Linked DNA regions of Homo sapiens: region 2 is linked to region 1. Evidence: chromatin loops called from intact Hi-C (ENCODE). Cell type or tissue: PC-3. All regions are shown on one strand.

What was found. A loop is a pair of places that touch in the nucleus more often than their neighbours do. Peaks named below come from ENCODE experiments on the same cell type or tissue, not always from the same donor. Only the 100,000 strongest peaks of a DNase experiment are listed, where the experiment ranks them.
Region 2: it touches region 1 in a loop (7-fold over the local background); 1 of 110 quality-filtered maps calls a loop at or near these places.

What each region holds. Positions count from the first base shown.
Region 1 is chr14:51,821,915-51,826,914 of GRCh38, reverse strand. It overlaps LOC101927598 (a long non-coding RNA gene), which reads right to left. Exons shown (of 8, transcript XR_002957605.2): 7 at 4,532-4,611; 8 at 1,896-1,930. It also overlaps a transcript of GNG2 not described here. Among named protein-coding and RNA genes, the nearest start is that of GNG2, 36 kb to the left of the region's middle. In PC-3, no CTCF peak of the experiment used is centred here; a DNase peak (open chromatin) is centred at 3,014.
Region 2 is chr14:51,902,847-51,907,846 of GRCh38, reverse strand. The region is part of intron 2 of GNG2 (G protein subunit gamma 2); the gene reads right to left. Among named protein-coding and RNA genes, the nearest start is that of GNG2, 45 kb to the right of the region's middle. In PC-3, no CTCF peak of the experiment used is centred here; a DNase peak (open chromatin) is centred at 1,916; H3K27ac peaks cover 1,664 bases.

The sequences.
Region 1 (5,000 bases):
GGAGAAAACCTCATAGCCATCTCATTCTGTGCCTAATCCCAGCTGTGCTTATTTATGGGTCTTTTAACTTATCCTTGGTTTCTCTTTTCTCTCCTTCACTGATAATTCCAAAACTTCACCATTCTAATTCACCCTTTTGAACTCTTCAGCTGACCTCATCTCCTACTTCAGCAAGTAACGTTGGTCCCATCAAGTGTGATTTCTTTCTATATTTTACTCCATCCAAATAACTAGTTTATCTGTAGCCACACCCTTGCTTCCCTCTTATCCCTTCATCTCAGAGAATGAGGTGTTCCTGTTTCAGGTCAATGCCTCCATTCCGCCACCCACATCACTGCACTCAGCATGATTAATGGCATGTATACAGTTGTTCTCAATACTCACGAGGTGGGGTATTGGTTCTGGAGACCACCCCTGCCTCCCAACCACCAATACCAAAATCTGCAGATGCTCAAGTCCCTGATGGAAACTGACTTAAAATTTGCATATAATCTATGCACATCCTCCAACGACTTTAAATAATCTCTAGATTACTTATAATACCTAATGCAAAGTAAATCTTATGTAAATAGTTGTTATATTTTCTTTTCAAAATTTGTATTTTTAAAATTGTTGTCATTTATTTATTTAATATATATTTTTGATCCCTGTCTGGGAACCCACAGATAGGAAGGGCCACAGTACCTTCAGCCATCCGCTCTTGCTGGCTCTGCATGCTCTCCTGCAACCCTCAGCCTCACTAGACTCTAACTCTCCCCCTTTTCCTATCACCCTCTCATATACATGACAGCATCATTTCTCAGTTCTTGCTGCCCACTGATGGCTGATTCAGAAGGAGGAGTAAATCCTTCCAGATGCCTCTTTTAAAGGCTTTTTAATTTGGTATTCAGAATTAAGATCTTTCTCTCTCTCTTTCTTGCCATGTAAAAAGGGGACTCTGCTCATGCTGTCAACAGCTCACTTCTATTTATTTCTGGAACCCAGCTTCTTTGCTCAGTATGCTAGGCACTAATGAGAAAGTTGCCTCAGTAGCATAAAGCATTATATTAGTGATGCTTTTGCTTCCAACACGTATTTACCACTCAACAAAGGCAGGCACATAGCTCTTGTCAGAACAATGAAAAAGCAACAAATCCAGCAACCCTTTGGGAAACCAGTTGTCTGGGGATTTGAGGGTCTCCCATCCACATGGTGACAGCTCCAGCAAAGGCAGGAAAGAAAATCACACATACACACATAAAGGAAAATGACAAAAACACAAACAGGAAACAGAGTACAAGAAGGAACAAGGCAGAGAGAAGAGTGTCTGTGTAGTTTTGTCTGCTCAACTAATACAGTTTAATAAAATTTTGTATAGGAATTGTGCTCACATTATTAGTACTGTGGCCCACCTGTCAGATTAGATCTCCAGTTCTAGGTGATATGTAGTGGATTTCTTCCACTGTGGCTTTGAGAACATTAACATTAGTTTAAAACAGAGTGCTACCATTGCTTCTTTTTAAAAACATTTCAACTTTTATTTTAGATACAGAGGATACATGTGCAGATTTGCTGCATGGGAATGTTGTGTGACGCTGAGGTTTGGAGTACGAATCCCATCACTGCTGTTGCTTCTATTCAAAATACAAAGTAGGGCTTGGTGCGGTGGCTCACGCCTATAATCCCAGCACTTTGGGAGGCTGAGATGGGCAGATCACTTGAGCCCAGGAGTTAGAGACCAGCCTGACCAACATGATGAAACCCCATCTCTACCAAAAATACAAAAAAAAAAAAAATTGCTGTGTGTGGTGGCACACCTGTAAGTCCCAGTTCCTCAGGAGGCTGAGGCCAGAGGATGGGTTGAGCCCAGGAGGTGAAGGTTACAGGAGGTGAAGGTTACAGGAGCCGAGATTGCACCACTGCAATCCAGCCTGGGTAACAGAGCCAGACCCTGTCTCAAAAAACAAAAACAAAATACAAAGTATGTCAGGAGGAATAATTGAGGTAGCTTAGGTATTAATTTTCCTCATAGTATATTTAATAGTAAATATATTCATATAAAATTATATATTATACATATTATAATATTAAATATTGTATTTATATAAAATTTCTTATTTTGACATAATATAGAAACAGTATCAAAAGCATGATGCATAAAAGAAATAATAAATTGGACCTTATCAAAGTTAAAAGACTTTTGTGCTTCAAAGGACACCATTAAGAAAATGAAAGGATGGACCATAGACTGAGAGAAAACATTTTCAAATCATAATCTGATACAGAACTTGTATTCAGAATATATAAAGAACTCTTACAACTCAATAATTTAAAAAAAACCTTTTTTAAGTGGGCAAGAGATATGAACAGACATTTCATCAAAAAAGATATAGGAATGGAAGTAAAAGCATGAAAATATGTTCAATATCATCAGTCATTAGGATAATGCAAACAAAAACCACGATGAGATGCCATTCTACACCCAGTAGAATGGCTATAATCAAAAAGACAGACAATACCACATGTTGATGAGGATGTGGAGGAATTGGATGCTTTGTGCATTGCTGGTAGGAATGTAAAATGATACAGCTTCTTTGAAAAACAGTTTGGTGGTTTCTTATTTTTTTTGTCTTTTTTTCTTTTTTTTTTTTTTTGAGACAGAGTTTTGCTCTGTCACCCAGGCTGGAGTGCAATGGCAAGATCTCGGCTCACTGTAACCTCCGCCTCCTGGGTTCAAGTGATTCTTCTGCCTCAGTCTCCCAAGCAGCTGGGACTACAGGTGTGCACCACCACACCTGGCTTTTTGTATTTTTAGCAGAGACGGGGTTTCACCATATTGGCCAGGCTGGTCTTGAACTCCTGACCTCGTGATCTGCCTGCCTCGGCCTCCCAAAGTGCTAGGATTACAGGCGTGACCCACTGCACCCGGCCTGGTGGTTTCTTAAAAAGTTAAACAAACTTATTGTATGACCCAGCAATTCCACTCCCAGGAATTTTTACAAGAGAAAAAAAACACCTGTACAACATAAAGACACAGATGTGAATGTTCATGGGAGGATGATTCATCATAGACCAAACTGGAAACTTTCCAAATATCCATCAGCTGGAGAATTGACCAACAAAATATGGTAAATCCATACAGCAGAATAATATTCAACAATTGAAATGAAAAAACTACGGATTCAGACTACAACAGAGGTGAAGGTCAAAAACATTGTGCTACGTGAAGGAGGCCAGATATACAAAACAGCATATCGTATGTATGATTCCACTTACATGAAGTGTTCAGGAAAGGCAATTTGTAGAGACAGAAACAGGTCAGCGTTTGCCCAGGGCTGGGGGTGGGAGCCAGGATTTACTACACACAGGCGTGAGGATACATTTTGAGGTGACAGAAATGCTCTAAAGCTGGATTATTTTATTTATACCTCAATAAAAACTATTTTAAAAAGTTAACAGCTCACAGTTCTTTAAATCGCCAGTGAACAAAATTTCCATTTGTAATCACTATTTTAAAAACATGGGTAAAGACAACACTCTGAGAGAAGAGGCTCTTGGGGGCTTTGAGTAGTTCATGCCAGTGGTCAAACTGTGCTTGACCAGACTGCTACAAGAAACTGGCTTTAACACCCAGATTGAGAAGTCTGCATTTCTCTGTTCTCACTTCTTCCCAAGGTGAGAAAAGCCAGGGACCTGGACAAGCCACAAATCAAAACAACATTCTTGAAAAACAAGGCAGCTAACTCATTTTTTGCCTGGTGCCAGTTCATTTTGCCAGCATATATGTTATTATAATTCAAGCTTGCCTCATTCATCCTTAAGGGTCATCAGACAACCCAGAATGAATGCAGTTGCAGTATTTTCTTGTCAGGGATTGTACTGAAAGGTGCGTGTGCAGCACCAACACCATCCTCTGCACGAGCATCTCTCATGTGCAAGGCAATGAGCCAGGCTTGTGGGCGTGAGGAGGTGACACAGGCTCTGTGCTCAAGGAATTTGTAACCTGGCTGGAAAAGCAAGCTGAGAAATAGTCATTAGGAAACAACTAGTAAATGATAAGAAAACGTTGTAAAATCAAGTTGAAAACCTCAAAATGTAACACAAAGGAGTTGCACTACAATATGGTTTGAGTTGCTACCAGCTTGAATATTCTACTGTTTTTTTGGAGAAAAATCTTGGTTGTTTGTATAGGCTGTGTAGCCACATAGGCTGTGGCTGGGTAACTTAAGGATTTGTTATGTTTCTGTGACAACTACTTATTTAGTGATGCTTTTTGGTCTGTTTCATAAATTGCATGAATTACAAGATTGTTTCATTTCTAAGTCAAGATCTCATCAGTAAAGCTGAGCCAAGGTGTGTGTGTGTGTGTGTGTGTGTGTATGTGTGTGTGTGTGCAGCTGCAATATATTCCGTCTCCCTCTCTCTTTTCTTTTTTTCTTGTATGCCCTCGGTTATGCATGGCAATGCTGATATTATGAGAAATAAAGTCATTATGTTATAACTAAAAAGGGAACAAGGTAAATTTCCCAGGACCGTGCATACGGTAGCTTACCTTGGCCTACCAAAGCAAAGCAGAGGTCCTTGGCAAGTGGTGCTAGGTCTTATACTTGAGTTTCCAGACAAAATCCAGATCTGTTAACCAAAGGCAGACAAACGTCACATGTCCTGACACTCTTGGTCTACACCCGTGGTGAAGGAAATGGCCTCATTAGTGATTCCTCTCCTATTGAAAAGTCACCCCAACTTTTGAGTAAACTTATGAACTGCACACATTAATAAGGCAGCCTAGGATTTTGCAGACAAACTTGCATTCCATTTATAAAAAGTTTTTATATTCTTTAAAACATTTAGCAATTTGCAGAGAAATGAGTCATTGTTTAACACAGGGTCAGGATTGAGGTCTGGGTATGAAATGATGCAAATTAAAATCACATCTTCCCCATCTGCTCTCTCTCATTCCCATCTCATTGTATTTATAGACCTCCAAAGAAATGTAAGTGGCAACATCATATCTAGGCATT
Region 2 (5,000 bases), 81 kb before region 1:
AAAGACCAGCAACTAAAGTTAGTGTAGGGTATTCTGTTCTCTCCTCAGGAGGATACCACTAATGATGAGGAGAGGGGGACTGAATCCAAGGGACATCACCGGGATCATAGGATCCAGAAATCAAATTTGGTTATCAAACCTTCAAATGAAAATCCTTTGGTTTAAAAAAGACTTCTACCTTTTCTATCTGACCCAATCAAATTGTTACATTATTGAGACAGGCAGTGGTTCAAATTAAATGTCACAGAAGAACACCCTGACAATGAGAAAAGGAGAGAACACTGGGAAAAGCTGTCCATTGTTTCCTTGCTAAAGGCAATCTCTGATGAAAGAGGAATGGACTCCTTTTCAATACAGGTTTAGTTTTGCTGAACACCAAATGCAGAGAGGGAAATGAATTCTCACTGCAGAAATTCTTCTGCTATTACCGTTGTTATACTTCTACTTAAGACCCTTAATTTCAATGCTTTTGAATCCAGCCATAAATATCTGTTCAAATAGTTGTAGGATGATTTATTTTCTGTTTAAAATGGTTTGTACATGTATTTTTATATAACTAAAAAATGTCTGAATGAATCAGCACTTCACAAATCAATGACAGGTCAGAGGAGCATGGCCAGCATGTCTGGAAGGAACCAATTTCTCCCATAGCACCATCAATTCATTGCTAGCTCGGTCCAAGGAGACTTGGCAGTGGCTGTCAGCCTGAATAAAATCCAGGAGCCGTCATGCCTGTGCTGCCAGCGTGGCTTAGTGATAAAGTCACGGAGTCCCTGTAAAAGATTCTCCAGCGGCCGGGCACGGTGGCTCATGCCTGTAATCCCAGCACTTTGGGAGGCCAAGGCAGGCGGATCACGAGGTCAGGAGATCGAGACCATCCTGGCTAACACGGTGAAACCCCGTCTCTACTAAAAATACAAAAAATTAGCCGGGTGTGGTGGCGGGCACCTGTAGTCCCAGCTACTCGGGAGGCTGAGGCAGGAGAATGGCGTGAACTCTGGAGGCGGAGCTTGTAGTAAGCCGAGATTGCGCCACTGCACTCCAGCCTGGGCGAAAGAGCAAGACTCCGTCTCAAAAAAAAAAAAAAAAGAGATTCTCCAGCAGGCTGCATGCAAAATATATTCTACACACATATGTTCTATTTTCGTGATTATAGGGAGATGCCAGTGTGACAGATCAATTGCAAATTCATTTAAAAATACTGTACAATTAATAGCTTTCTCAACCAATGGATATTAAAAGTACATCTCTTATCCTATAATGTATTGAGATTTATAAAATGCTTTTAAAAAGAAATCTTTTCCAATTCAAAGTGTTGGGAATTATTGTTCTAGAGATGCCAATGCAAGGTTAAAAAATTCTTATTCTTCACTAAGATATAATGGCATTCTAATCCAGTTTTACCACTCTGTAAAAGTAAAAACTCAGTAAATTGATTAAACCAAATCATGCTTCAGGAATAAATTTACATTTACAGAATACTAATTTTAAACAAAAAAAGAGAATAGGCTCATTATATATCAGTAAGTATGGTACATAAAATGTATCACAATGTCTTCATTCCTAGTAGGTTTTTTAAAAAAACAAAGCTTAATATGAAATAGTTAAATAAAGAAGGAGGCAGGAGGAAAGGGGCAGGGCCCCTGAGGGTCAGGTGGTAGGAAAGGCAGAGAGTAAAAATTCTTGCCTCATTTGGGAAGCCCAGATTCTAGCAACTTCTGTGCAATAAAGTGATAGCAATAGTCCCCTGAGTTTATTAGCTGAGAAGGGTGAAGAAGGAAAATGCTATCTGTTTCAGTTCTCTGTTGTACCGAAGGGTACCCTGTGTATTAGTCTGTTCTCATGCTGCTAATAAAGACATACCCAAGACTGAGTAATTTATAAAGGAAATGACTCACAGTTCTGCACGGCTGGGGAGGCCTCAGGAAATTTACAATAACGGCATAAGTGGAAGCAAACACATCCTTCTTCACATGGCAGCAGCAAGGAAAAGTGCCGAGTAAAATTGGGGAAAGCCCCTTATAAAACCATCAGATCTTGTGAGAACTCACTAGCTATCATAACAACAGGATGGGGGAAACTTCCCCGATGATTCAATTATTTCCACCTGGTCCCTCCCACAACACGTGGGGATTATGGGAACTACAACTCAAGATGAGATTTGGGTGGGGACACAGCCAAACCATATCACCCTGCCAAAGAATATCCCCTCTGTTGCCATGGTTGACTTCTATGGCAAATTCAGCTTCTGCTCTTTTGGAACTTGTCTTGTCATTCAGACTGAAAGAGTAAAGGTAACTAAGGTGGATCTAAGGTGCCTAAATTTATTTTTATTTTTTCACTGTTAATCTAAAGGTATGGTCAGAAAAGCTCAGCCAAACCATGTAGTGAGGTATTTAGGATGAAAATTTTATTGCAATTTTAACACAGATGATCATTTTTATTTTCAAGATACTTATCTACTGTAGTTTTCGTTTATATGGTAAACAGAAAATATAAACCCCCTTAAAGATTGAAAACCACAGCTATCTCACAATAAAAACGTAAAACAAATATACTTCCACAAATAATTCTTTCAAATATTATTGAATCTTAAGTGTCTAGGAAGCAAGAATAGACTTTTCTCAAGATTGGAGCCACAGTGAAAGGTAAATAGTTATTTGGGACAAACTATTTCCAATCCCTGAGTGATGGGGTGATTCAGGAGCATGGATGCAGCGAGCCAACCAAGTCAGAAGTTGCAGAGAATATAAACTCCTCCATCTCCCACAATTCCTCACACTCACATAACAAGAAACTGACACTAAAAAATATTCAATACAATGGCAAAAGAAAAAATATTTTTAAGTGTAGATATATTTCCATTTACATTTATCTGTCAAGATCTGTCAGAACCTACATATCCAAACCGTAATGTCCTGTGTGTCCCCAGCTGACTGGGCAATCAGGCAGACGTAGCGACTGTTTGAAGATGTCTCATATATCAATGGGCACAAAGTGCTTTCCGAAGAATAATTTTTTAAAGAAATGAAGCTGATCGACAACTTGCTAAGACACAAATATGACACCGAAAACTCAACTTGAATCTCACAATGGGTGTGGACACAAACACCTTTAGTCTTGATGTTGCGCTTGTTTTTGGAGCATGAGTGAGTCAAAAAGCTTGAAGTTTGGTATTAAAATATTTTTAATCATTGCATCTAGTTTCCCTCTTTCTCAACACTAGAGTGAAAGGGGTATATATACAGAGCAGTTACATCAGTCTGTGAAGCCCAGGCCCCTGCACAGATCATGCTGCAGCTGCCTTAGCTGGGAGTGGGTGGGCCAGGGCAGTTCATCCCAACAACATCTCCGTATGGTGCTCTGAGTAACCCCAAGTGAATCCCTCTCTGTAAAGAATTCTAACACATCCTATGCAAGATGGTAAGGCACTTTTACTATTCTTTGCCCCTCCTTTCTCTCTCTTCCTAGGTTCTGAGGCAGAGGCTAAAATTCATTTCCCAGGCTCCCTTGCAGCTACGGTACAGGTACACACTCAGGCTCCTGCCAGACCCTGAACTGGAAGCTGGTAATGTGGAGAATCAGTGATGGTACATGTGGGTGTGATGGCAGCTACTCTGGGCTTTCAGAGACAGCTGTGGCAGCAATTCCAGTGGCAGTTTTTGAGCACCCAGGGTCAGGTGTCGGCTGTGTGAGCTGTGGTGTTTGCATCCAATAGAGGCAGGCGAGGTACCTTCTTAGGATCAGCTCTGTGGTGTGATTTGAGTGTTATTCTGTCTACCCATCCTGCATGTCTGAAGATTCTCTAGCTCTCCTGAGATTCTCTGAGCATTGCATGCCTTTTGAGAAATTCCTTCTATGGTAAAGTTCACCAAAGCTGCTGACTACTGCTTTTATAAGAATGCCCATGGTGGATACAGCTTGGGAACAGAACAAAATTCTCTGAGGTTGGAGTCCTTGTTATTTGCAGCAAAGGTTATTTGATTAGGATTTGGGTCACAGCTACCCTGTCACTGTCTGAGTTCTTCCCAAACCATAGAGTTGGTGGTGGTTTTCATTTTCTGACCTTGCAGGGACACAAGGGAAAATATTGAGTACATCTGTGAAAGTCCCTGCCATCTTCTAAGGATTTATCGTGCAGGTCTATGCTACTCAAATAATGATATTCTTCTTGATCTTAGAGGAAAAAAAGAGAATTGAAAAACTCCAGAAAAGACTGGAAATCGTAGAGGTCTGGAACTGTGTGTGTTCACTGCCATAGGGAAAGTATTTTTTTAAAATAATACAATAACCCAAAAACAGATTTCTTTCTGCCTTGCCCAAGATTTTGAACATCACCAATAATATTTGAGCAGCTGTGAGCACATAAGTCCACGCCCTTGCTCAAACCACATATTAAATATAATCAATTCTTGTTATTCATGGTAGTTATGTTCTATAAATTGCCAAAAACACAGAGCATTGCATCTAGCAAAAATATGGGGTTAGGTTGCTTGGAGCCTCTGTTAAACATTTTGGTCAACCAATCAACATATAACCTTGTTTTCTGTGTGCTTCTGTTTAAAAGACATCTTATTTAATATCTATTGTTGATTCATTAACATTAAACTGGAGGTAAATATAATCACTTGAAATGATTACATATGAAATATATCATTTCAAATATAAAGCATTATATTTCACTGAACTATTGGGTATGTAAATTGCTTGTAGTTTTTACTATTATAAATAGCTCTACTGTAAACAATTTTAAAGAAAGTTTTCATTTTCTTTACCATCATTTCCTGAGGATAAATACCCCAAACAGGTTGAAGAAAGTAAGTATCCCTGATTGCTTATAATAAACTAAGTAGGTCCTTTCAGAAAGTGATGACTAGCTTTCCTGTTTCCACAATAGTTCTCCTGCATTGAATTTTTCTTTCTCCTGCATTGGATTTTATTTTATTTTTCCTTCTTTTTGAGATGAGGTCTCCCTCTGTTACCCAGGTTGGAGTACAGTG